Linked DNA regions of Homo sapiens: region 2 is linked to region 1. A link is an interaction called in ENCODE POLR2A ChIA-PET data of the cell type or tissue named here. Cell type or tissue: HepG2. All regions are shown on one strand. Each heading gives the region's core, and the rest is flanking DNA. Links, peaks and the distances in the headings are about the cores only. Region 1 overlaps CARD10 (caspase recruitment domain family member 10). Region 2 holds the start of CDC42EP1 (CDC42 effector protein 1).

What was found. ChIA-PET counts read pairs that join two places held together with the same protein. Peaks named below come from ENCODE experiments on the same cell type or tissue, not always from the same donor. Only the 100,000 strongest peaks of a DNase experiment are listed, where the experiment ranks them.
Region 2: POLR2A ChIA-PET joins it to region 1 with 14 read pairs; 10 of 35 experiments call an interaction of 5 or more read pairs at or near these places.

Annotation. Positions count from the first base shown.
Region 1 is chr22:37,500,123-37,504,498 of GRCh38, forward strand. CARD10 (caspase recruitment domain family member 10) reads right to left here. Exons shown (of 20, transcript NM_014550.4): 9 at 4,064-4,179; 10 at 3,063-3,091; 11 at 2,480-2,603. Among named protein-coding and RNA genes, the nearest start is that of MFNG, 16 kb to the left of the region's middle. RefSeq lists enhancers at 1,940-2,539, 2,540-3,137. In HepG2, for the core only: no CTCF peak of the experiment used is centred there; DNase peaks (open chromatin) are centred at 1,729, 2,439 and 3,919.
Region 2 is chr22:37,559,954-37,564,329 of GRCh38, forward strand. CDC42EP1 (CDC42 effector protein 1) reads left to right here and starts at 527. Exons shown (of 3, transcript NM_152243.3): 1 at 527-635. RefSeq lists enhancers at 1,163-1,769, 1,770-2,377, 1,846-2,075, 2,378-2,984, 3,512-4,012 and 1 more. In HepG2, for the core only: a CTCF peak has its summit at 1,952 (motif pointing left); DNase peaks (open chromatin) are centred at 1,968, 3,488 and 3,878; H3K4me3 peaks cover 3,297 bases.

The DNA.
Region 1 (4,376 bases), core at 136-4,135:
CTGAGACTGAAGCATGCCACACAGATCACCTCAGTCAATCCTCCTGACAACCCGATGGTTGAGATAAGGGAAACTGAGGCACAGGAAAGTTAACTTGCCAAGAATGGGCACAGCTAGTGGGCCGTGGAGCCAGGCAATGACTTATGGGAACCCTCTCTTTGCAAGGACAGAAGGTGCCAGAGATCCCCTGGGGCCACGTGAGCGAGCTGGGCAGTGGTGAGGCTATGCTGGGGAGACGGCACCCCGAAACCCTCCAGTGCTCTCCATGCTCTGCCTCTCTCACCCAGCACCTCACTTGCCCCATGAGTTCTCCCTTGCTGTCCCCCACCTGACTATCTGTCAGCCCAACCCCCGGTCTGCCCCAGCCCCCCACTATCCACCATCCCCTCCCGGCACCCAGGCTCCAGGAGCTGAGAAGGGCAGGGCAGAGAGGCTGAGGGCAAGAGATGGGCAGGAAATGGGAAAGAGGAGAGAAAATGCCCAACATGGTGCCCAGTACAAAGTGGGCACACAATACGGATGTGAGATCTCCAACAGCTGAGACAGTGGGGAGGCACATCGGAATCTCCAACCAGCTCCGAGGGGCCTGTGACTTGGGACCAATTTCTAACTGTCTCTGTACTTCAGTGTCCTGGTCTGTGTAACGAGGTTAAAATTCCAGCCTTGCAGAGCTGCTCTGAGGATTAAACAACAATGGCGACAATAATCATAACTAACCGCGAGCATATGCTGACATCCACCGTGAGTGTGCTAAGCATTCTAGAAGGGATACTCAAACCCCCATAGTGACCCTAAGGGACAGGCACTATGTGAGCCCATTTTACAGAGCAGGAAACTGAGGCACTGGGAAATTCAGAGACATGCCCAAGGTCCCACAGTAGCAAGTGCTGACACCAAAGCCAGCTCTTCCCACCTCGCCATAACACAATCCCAGGAGACACACAAGTTGCCCCGACCTGGGACCTGTCCGGGCCCTCATCTCCCTCTCCCTCTCCTCTCCGCCTGTCTGCCTCTCTCTCTCTCTTTCTCTCTCTCTCTCTGTCCACCACCTCTGCACCTTCCCCAGCCTGTGTTCTTCCCCAGGAACCTCTCTCCTCCCCAGGAACAGCATGGGCAGCAGAAGTGGCCCCATGTGATCGTGGGGCCTGGGCGGGGCTGGGACGGAGGCTCCTGCTCCCTGGCTGCATCCTGGCGCCCCCTGGACAACAGCCAGGACCCCTGCTGCAGCCCAAACTGGAGGAAGGGAGGAAGGGCCGAGGCGAGCAGGAAGGGAGGCGCCTCCACCCCTTCCCCGAGAAGCACGTCCTGCACAGGCAAAAACAATGTCTCGCTGAGCCCACTGCCGGGGGCCAGGTGGGGGCAGGGCCTGGACACTGGCTGACCAAGCCGCTCCGGAGGCCAGAGGCCCTGGTCCTATGCTGTACCCATCTGCTGCGTGACCCATCCCTCTGCACCCAACACCTCCACATTCCAGCGCTGACAGTCCATGTTTCCTATGCCCTTTCCAAAACCCAAATCTGATCAGGTCACTATGAACCCAGACCTGGTACTTCCCAACTGTGGGACCCTGGGCAAGTTGCTTAACCTCTCTGAGCCCCAGTTACCTCCTCTATGGAGCAGAGATAATCGTCATTATGCCTACTCCCTGGACAAAGAGCATGTTGTAAAACAGCCAGCAGCTGGCCTTGCAGTTAATAACTAAACCCTCCCACATTTCCCAGAGTGTACAAGCCAAAGTCCACACTTTCCCAGCCTGACTCAGGAAGCCTTGACTTTCGCCCTTCCCCCTCGCTCCTCCTCCACAGTCACCGGATGCTCTCCCTACCTGCCCTCTCCTCACAGCTGAGTTCCAAGACCACAATGGCCGTGCAGCCCCCGCTCTGCCCCACCCCTCCCTTAGATACACTGGCAGGTGTGAACAGCGGCCACGCACCGGCCACACTAACAGCACGTCGCCTACAGTGCACTCTGCACTAATGGGCTTTGTGACTCCTGTTATGGACCTGTGGCTGGCCCGGTCACAGGGGCTCCTGAGGTGACCCAAGCCCACCCACAGCATGAAACTTTGCTGGGTGGCTCAGTCCCAGGGACTCAGAGCCAAGGGACTGACAGGCAGGACATTGGGACGAGGACAGCTTGTAAGTGACAACTATTACTAAGCACCTGCTACATGCCTGGCAGAGCTGGGTGCTTTGCTTCTGCGAGCAGAGCCCTCAAAAGACCTCCATGCAAAAAGGGTCATCATCTCCCTTTAGCTACTGAGGAAATGGAGGCCCAGAGAAGTGAAGGGACCAGCCCAAGTCACAGGGACGATCAAGAGCGGCAGCAGGATTGGAATCCAAGGGCTGCCAGTGTCTACAGATCTTAATCTTCCAATAGTTGCATAAAACAGGGGCGAGGCAATTGCTCCTCCCACCTCACTCCTGTTCCCCTCTCAAGCAATCACCCCAGCTCCACCCACTGCAGGCAGCTACAGTACCTGTTGAGGAAGTCCAGGCCACAGCCCCGAGCCAGGAGGCCTTCCGGCTTTCCCAAAGGCCACACGCTGTCAGAGGATGAGGACGAAGAGAGGCCAGGGGACCAGGGCTTAAGTGTCACACTCCCTGGGGAAAAAGAATGAGGTTCAGGGATCTGGCACTGGGAAACAGGGATGGCCAGGGTCCATGACAGGGACTGACCCCCCTCCAGCCCAGAGAGGCCTTGGCAGGTTTGAGGCCCCAGGAGCACATCAGACCCACTGGGCTCAGAGATAGGTCAGGGCCCACCAGGCTGACCCCGCAGTTTCCCAGAAGAGGGTGAAAGGTGGCCCAGAACTGAAGAGCCTCGTACATCACAGCCGGGAACAGGAGTGAGGCCCAGGACTGGGCTCGGGGTGAGAGGCTGGAACCAAAGTCCCCAGGGTCCTCCCAAGCACAACCTTCCTGCCTGGCAGGGGCCACGGCGGGGCTTCAGGGAAGGGGATGCAGGCCAAAGGTAGCGCAGGTGGTGCAGGCTTCAGGTGGGCTGCAAAGCCACCTCCCCCGACCAGAGGAGCCCTCCCCACGGAACTCAAGGGCTGTTACCTGTGATGTCTGACATGCTGCTGAAGGATCTGGGCAGAGAGAGGGCAGGGAGGGGGCAGGAGGTGAGGCACAGTGGGCACTCTGCCCCGCTCCCTCCTCCTGCCCCCACACCAGATAAATGTCTCACAGCCCCCAAGCAAATGCAGGCTAGACTCAAGGCAGGGTCCCAGGTACAGGGCACCCATGCCACCTGGCTCCCCTAAACTCCCAGGGTAAGAAGTTAATGTCCTGGCCTCTGTCCAATGTTGTTCCACCTACAATGCCCTGGCATGCCCTTCAAAGCCAGCTCTTTCAATGCCACCTCCTCCTGGAAGCCACCCCTGATCTCTCACCCCTCACCTCACCCTCACTTGCCACCTTTGTGGTTTGTGACTCCCAGGTACGCCTCCTAAATTAAACCATGACCTCCTCATCAGACACCTCCTTGGGACAGATTTACGCAGATCAAGGCCATACTGACCACAGCCTCCCAGGGCCCAGCCTCTCACCAGTAAAGGAATAAATCAAGGGCTGCTTACAGGGGAAAAGCAGTGACAAGGATCGCGCCCCAGGAGGCAGGCTATCTCCCGCCCTTGGTCTTGCCACCAGAGGGTGCGCCTTGGTTTTTCTGGTCCCTATTTGCTGCTGATGCCCAAACCTGGGGCCTGGCTTTCTTGCCGGAGGTCCCTGATACCTTGAAACATTCTCCACGCCCCCTAGTCCTGAACCATCAAGCTTCTCCTTGGGTATAGGATCTTCAAGGCTTGACCCCCAGTGACCCTCCTGCCAGGATGCTTGGCTAGGACTGAGTTCGCTCTGCCCATCGGCCTTATCTTAAGCCTGACCTTGGTCGCCCCTGTGACTCACAGGACCTGGGTTTCCAGAGCTCCAGCCATCTGAGGGCAATAAAGGGAAGTGACTGCCTGGACCTGACTTTGGCATTGCAGATTCTGGGAGGTGGCTGTTCGGGAAACGGCAGCCCCACCTCCCTGGGTGTCTACTGCTATCCCCAGCCATCTCACCTCTTAGGGGGTGCGGGGTCTTCCTCACGCTGCCGGCGGAGGATGGAGCCGGCACTGGGGGGGAAGGGCAGGATGGAGAGCCGATTGATCTCCTTTTCACTGTCTGTGGCTTCCTCCTGCAATGCCATGACAGGGCCTGGGTCACCCCCACTGCCCAGCACCATCCCAGTCCTCAGCACACCTGGTTTGTGCCCATTCCACAAATGAGAAGTAGGGCCCAGAGCAGAAGAGCGGGCTCTGCAAGATTATAGTGTGCGGGTGGCTCCCCACGCCTCCTGGCACCTATGCCTGGCAAGGAAATGGTTCTGGGTGA
Region 2 (4,376 bases), core at 255-4,254, 60 kb after region 1:
TCGCCCCAGTATGGCTGTCTTCCTCCTGGGCACCGCGGGGCCTGTACCGGATGGAAGGGAATGAGAATGGGGAGCAAAGGAGTGGGCATGTCATGCCTGTAAACATCAAGGTTTAAAGGCCCAGGCATTCAAGGCCTCAGATCGAGCTTCCCGGTTCCCCGAACTCCCGCAGGGCGCGGCTGGAGGGCCCAGGAGGGAGGAGAGTTCATCAGGCCTGGACGCCCCAAGCAAGGCCACGAGGGGAACCGGTGGAAGAGGGGTTGGCGGCCGGGGACCGGAGTCGCCTCCCCGGGGCAGCCCGCACGTTCCCCGGCTGGCCTTGTCCGGGGTGGCGAGCAGAGGCCTGGCCTGGCCCCCCAGCCGCGTCCCTGCCAGCTCTCGGCGGCCGCGAGGACGGTGCCGGGGAGGGGGCCGGGGAGGGGGCCGGGCCCCGCCCGCGGGCGGGAGGAGACGGGCGGGAGGCGGGAGCGCCCACACCCCGCCCCCGCCCCCGGATCCAGCCCGCGGAGCCCGCGGCCAGGGCGGCGCAGACCGGCCCAGCGACTCTCCCGGGCTGCCAGCCGGGACGCGCGGCCGCCGCCGCTGCAGACGACGAGTCCGCCCTCGTCCCGCGCCCCCGGGGCTCGCGGAGCCAGGTAACAGCCCGGGCGCGCGGGTCCTCGGGGCGGAGGCCGTGGAGGCCGGCGGGTCCCGGCGCCCGCGGGGACTCTGCACCCTACTAGGCTCCCGGGGCCGGAACGGGGACGGGACCCGCCCGGGAGAGGCGCCCCCGGGTGCCCACAGGAAGGCCGGGCGCGGCCGCGGAGCCGCGCGAGGAAACTCCGAGCTTTCGGGCTTCGTGTCCCGTTCCAGGCTGGTGGAGGGGGCAGAGGATCGGACACGGCTGAGCGGCCAAAATGCGCGAGGAGGGGGCGAGCCGAGGGGCAGAGCGGGGGCTGTCTCCGCGCCTTCCTGCGCGGGGGAAGGAAGGGCCGGGGCGGGCAGCGGGCGACGCGGCGGAATGTCTCCCCTCCGCCGAGGCCCACGCGGAGAGCGGGAAGTGGGGGGTGGGGGGCCCGGGGAGATGGACAGGCACCCTGCCCCCCTCCCCGACCGCCGCATTCCAGGCTGGAGCCGCGGATGAGGTCATCCCGTCCGGTTCCCCTCCGGCCAAGACAGCCGGTCGTCCCCTTCCCCCGCGGAGCGACCCTCCGCGTCCTGAGCCCCGTCCCCCCAGGGAATGTTGGATGGCCGAAGTCTTTCCCGGACTTCCAATCCCGGCCGCCCTCCAGATTGTTCTGCCTTTGCCCCAGCAGTGCCAGACCCGCAACATTCGAAGCCCTTTTCCTAGACCGGGAAACTGAGGCTTAGAGAGTAGGGGGGACTGGCCGGGAGGCCGCAGCGGCACTAAACGTGGCGCGGGGACCCGAGACGCGGCCCGCAGCCGCTCCGTCTCGCTCGGTCCCGGGCTGGTTCGGCTCTAACTCGGGGCGGTGGGCACGAAGCGCGTCTCCTTTCCACTTTCCCCGTCGCTCCCTAATGGCCCACGGTGCCCCCCTTGGAATACGGAGGACCGGGTCCCCTAGCGCGACTGCGAACAACTAGCTACCCCGTTCTGGCCTCAGTTTCCCCGTCTCTCCACCTTGAAGCGTCTGGACTTTGAGGAGCAGGAGAAGTCAGCCGACCGGTTTAACCCCTTATTCCAGGGACCAGAGCAGGTTTGGGGGAGCTGCCGTAACCATGACAGGGACCCGCTGTCCAGCGGTGGGGGGGGGCGTCACCCAGCTGGATGCCCGCAGGAAGTGGGCTGTGTGCACCCGAGCAGTGGCCTCCAGGATGAGACGTGGGCCCCTGGCCAGCACTGCGGCCTGCGGGTGACCCCCAGGTGAATGCCAGGGTGCAGCCGCCCCCGCTCTCCTTCAGACCCGCCCTTGGCCTCCCCGCGACCACATGTGCCTCCACAGCGACCCCTGTTGGCCCGATCCCGGCTCCAAAACTTGTTCTTGCGTCATTCCCACCATTGAGTGAGCTCAGGCCATGTGCCCAGGCCCTGACTATCCTCTATAGGGTAAATATAAGGACTCCAAGGACACTGAGGCTGTGTGGTGACCTCCTTGCCCAGGTCACAGGCAGTGAATCTGCAGAGCTGGGTCTCCTGTCTTCCCAGGCCTGCACCTGCACCCCACACCGGGCTCAGCACTGGGCATCCAAGCCCTCCAAATCGTCTTCCCCATTCCCCATCGTCTTCACCCCCACCCTGGGGCATTTACCAGCAATGTTGGTCTGTGACTGAGGGTAAATGTCTCCTTTCTGAGCTTCGTTTTTTCCATCTGTGAAAGGGGTGTTCTGAACACTAACGGGCGGTGTTCCTGAGCAGGTGAGGGGAGGTGAGCCTGGCACCAGGACACTTGGAGCCCTGCTTACTCCAGTGCCAGGTGAGGCACACCTGATGGCCAGCAGTGCCCTGTGGTTGGCAGCAAGTGCCACGTGGCTGCCACCGGGGTCCCTGGAATGAGAGATGTTAGTGTAAAGGTGTCAGATTTGAACCCATGGCTGCCCTGCTCCAGTATCTGAGGGTTTCATTACATTTTCTACCCTTGCAACTCCCCTGGGAGGGGAACTGCCTGGTGTGCTGTTCCGTTTTCCACATGGGAAGACCGGGTCCCAATACCCTGCCCTCAGCTCCACAGCGCTGCAGAGTCTCTCGACCGCAGTAGGCAGGGTAGTGTGAGGGGTGGGTACTATTGGGGGGGTGCCCAGAAACATTTGAAAGATGGGATCATCGCAAGATTGGGGAGGAAGCTGGTCCCCCAAGTCAAAAGTGACCATGGGGGTTCAGGGGGGAGGAGCCCCTTTTGCTGGGAGATGAGGTGCTGCCTCAAGAAGTCAGGGAGGCCAGGTGTGGTGGTTCACACTTGTAATCCCAGCACTTTGGGAGGCTGAGGCAGCAGGATGGCTTGAGTTCAGGAATTTGAGACCAACCTGGGCAATGGAGTGAGACCCTGTCCTTACAAAAAGTGGAAAAACTTAGCTGAGCATGGTGGTATGTGCCTGTAGTCCCAGCTACTCAGGAGGCTGAGGTGGGAGGATCGCTTGAGCCTGGGAGTTCGAGGCTGCAGTTAGCTGTGATGGAGCCACTGCACTCAGCCTGGGTGACAGAGTGAGACCCTGCCTCAAAAAAGAAAAAAAAAAAAGTCAGGGAGCTGGGGTGGGAGCAAGTGGGTAAGGCCACATGGCAGACCCTTCTACAGGACATTGTACAGAGGAACACCCTTCCCGCTCCCATTCCTTCCCCCAGAGATGCATCCTTAATCCCTGCTGAGCAGGGAAACTTGGCCCTGCCATGAACCTGTCACTTAACCTTGGACAGGTCTCCCTTCCCTCCGAACCTCAGTGCTGCCTGTCAAATAGGCCACGCTGCGGCTTTGCAGGGTTGTTGGAGAATCAGATGACATCATGTAATGGTTGGCCAACTGTGGATCGCTTCAGAACTTCAGCAAACATTCCACGAGGACTTCTCGGTGCCGGGGGTGCCAGGGAGGGAAGAAGATGATTCAGAAGTTCCCCCCCACGAGGGGGAGGAGTTAGGGTTGGGGGAGGATCAGATGGTGGGAAGGGAAGAGAATGTAGTCAGAAAACAAAGCAAGCTTTGTCCTATTGGCTTCTTTGTTCTTATCTTGTTATTTAACCTATTTTGAATTTCAAATAACATTAGAAGGGCAGTATTGAGATTTCTATGCTTGGAGGTGGCAGCAATGGTTTTAAAAAAGGAAGAAGGCTGAGCCGCAGACATAGGTGTTCTTAAGGATCATTATTGACTTTTATCAGCTGAGGTCCCAGGTCTGTGTAGGTAAGTGACTTGCCCAAGGTCACATTGTGAGGACACAGAGCCCAGCCTGCCCTCCCACTCTCAGAAGGGGCCAGGGTGATGTTTTGGCATGCAGGTTATCATGGAGATCTGTGATTCAGCTGGCATTGATTTGGCACTTGTTAAGTGCAGAGCCCAAGCTAGATGCCCAAGGGAGAAAGGCAGGAAAATCCAGGCGGCCTCCCCACCCTCCAAGTGCATTGCCGATCTCGGGAGGCGAGACTGGGCTCCACAAGCCAGTCAAGGGCTTATGTGAGTCAGAGGCTCTGAGTTCAAGTCTCAACTAGCTCTGTGGATCTGACCTCTAGCCAGCTTTGCCCTCAGTGGGCCACAGGAAAAGCATAGGATCACAGGTGCGCTCTAGCCTGGACTTTGTATGACACTAGAAGGAAAGGGGTCAGAACAAGAGATGCTTAGAGAAGCTGGAGCAGGGGAGGATGTGTGTGTGTGTATGGTGGGGGTGGGGAATCAGGAAGGAGAGATGCACAAGAAATAGCTTTTGGCACCAGCTGAGCTTTTTCCAAAGCTT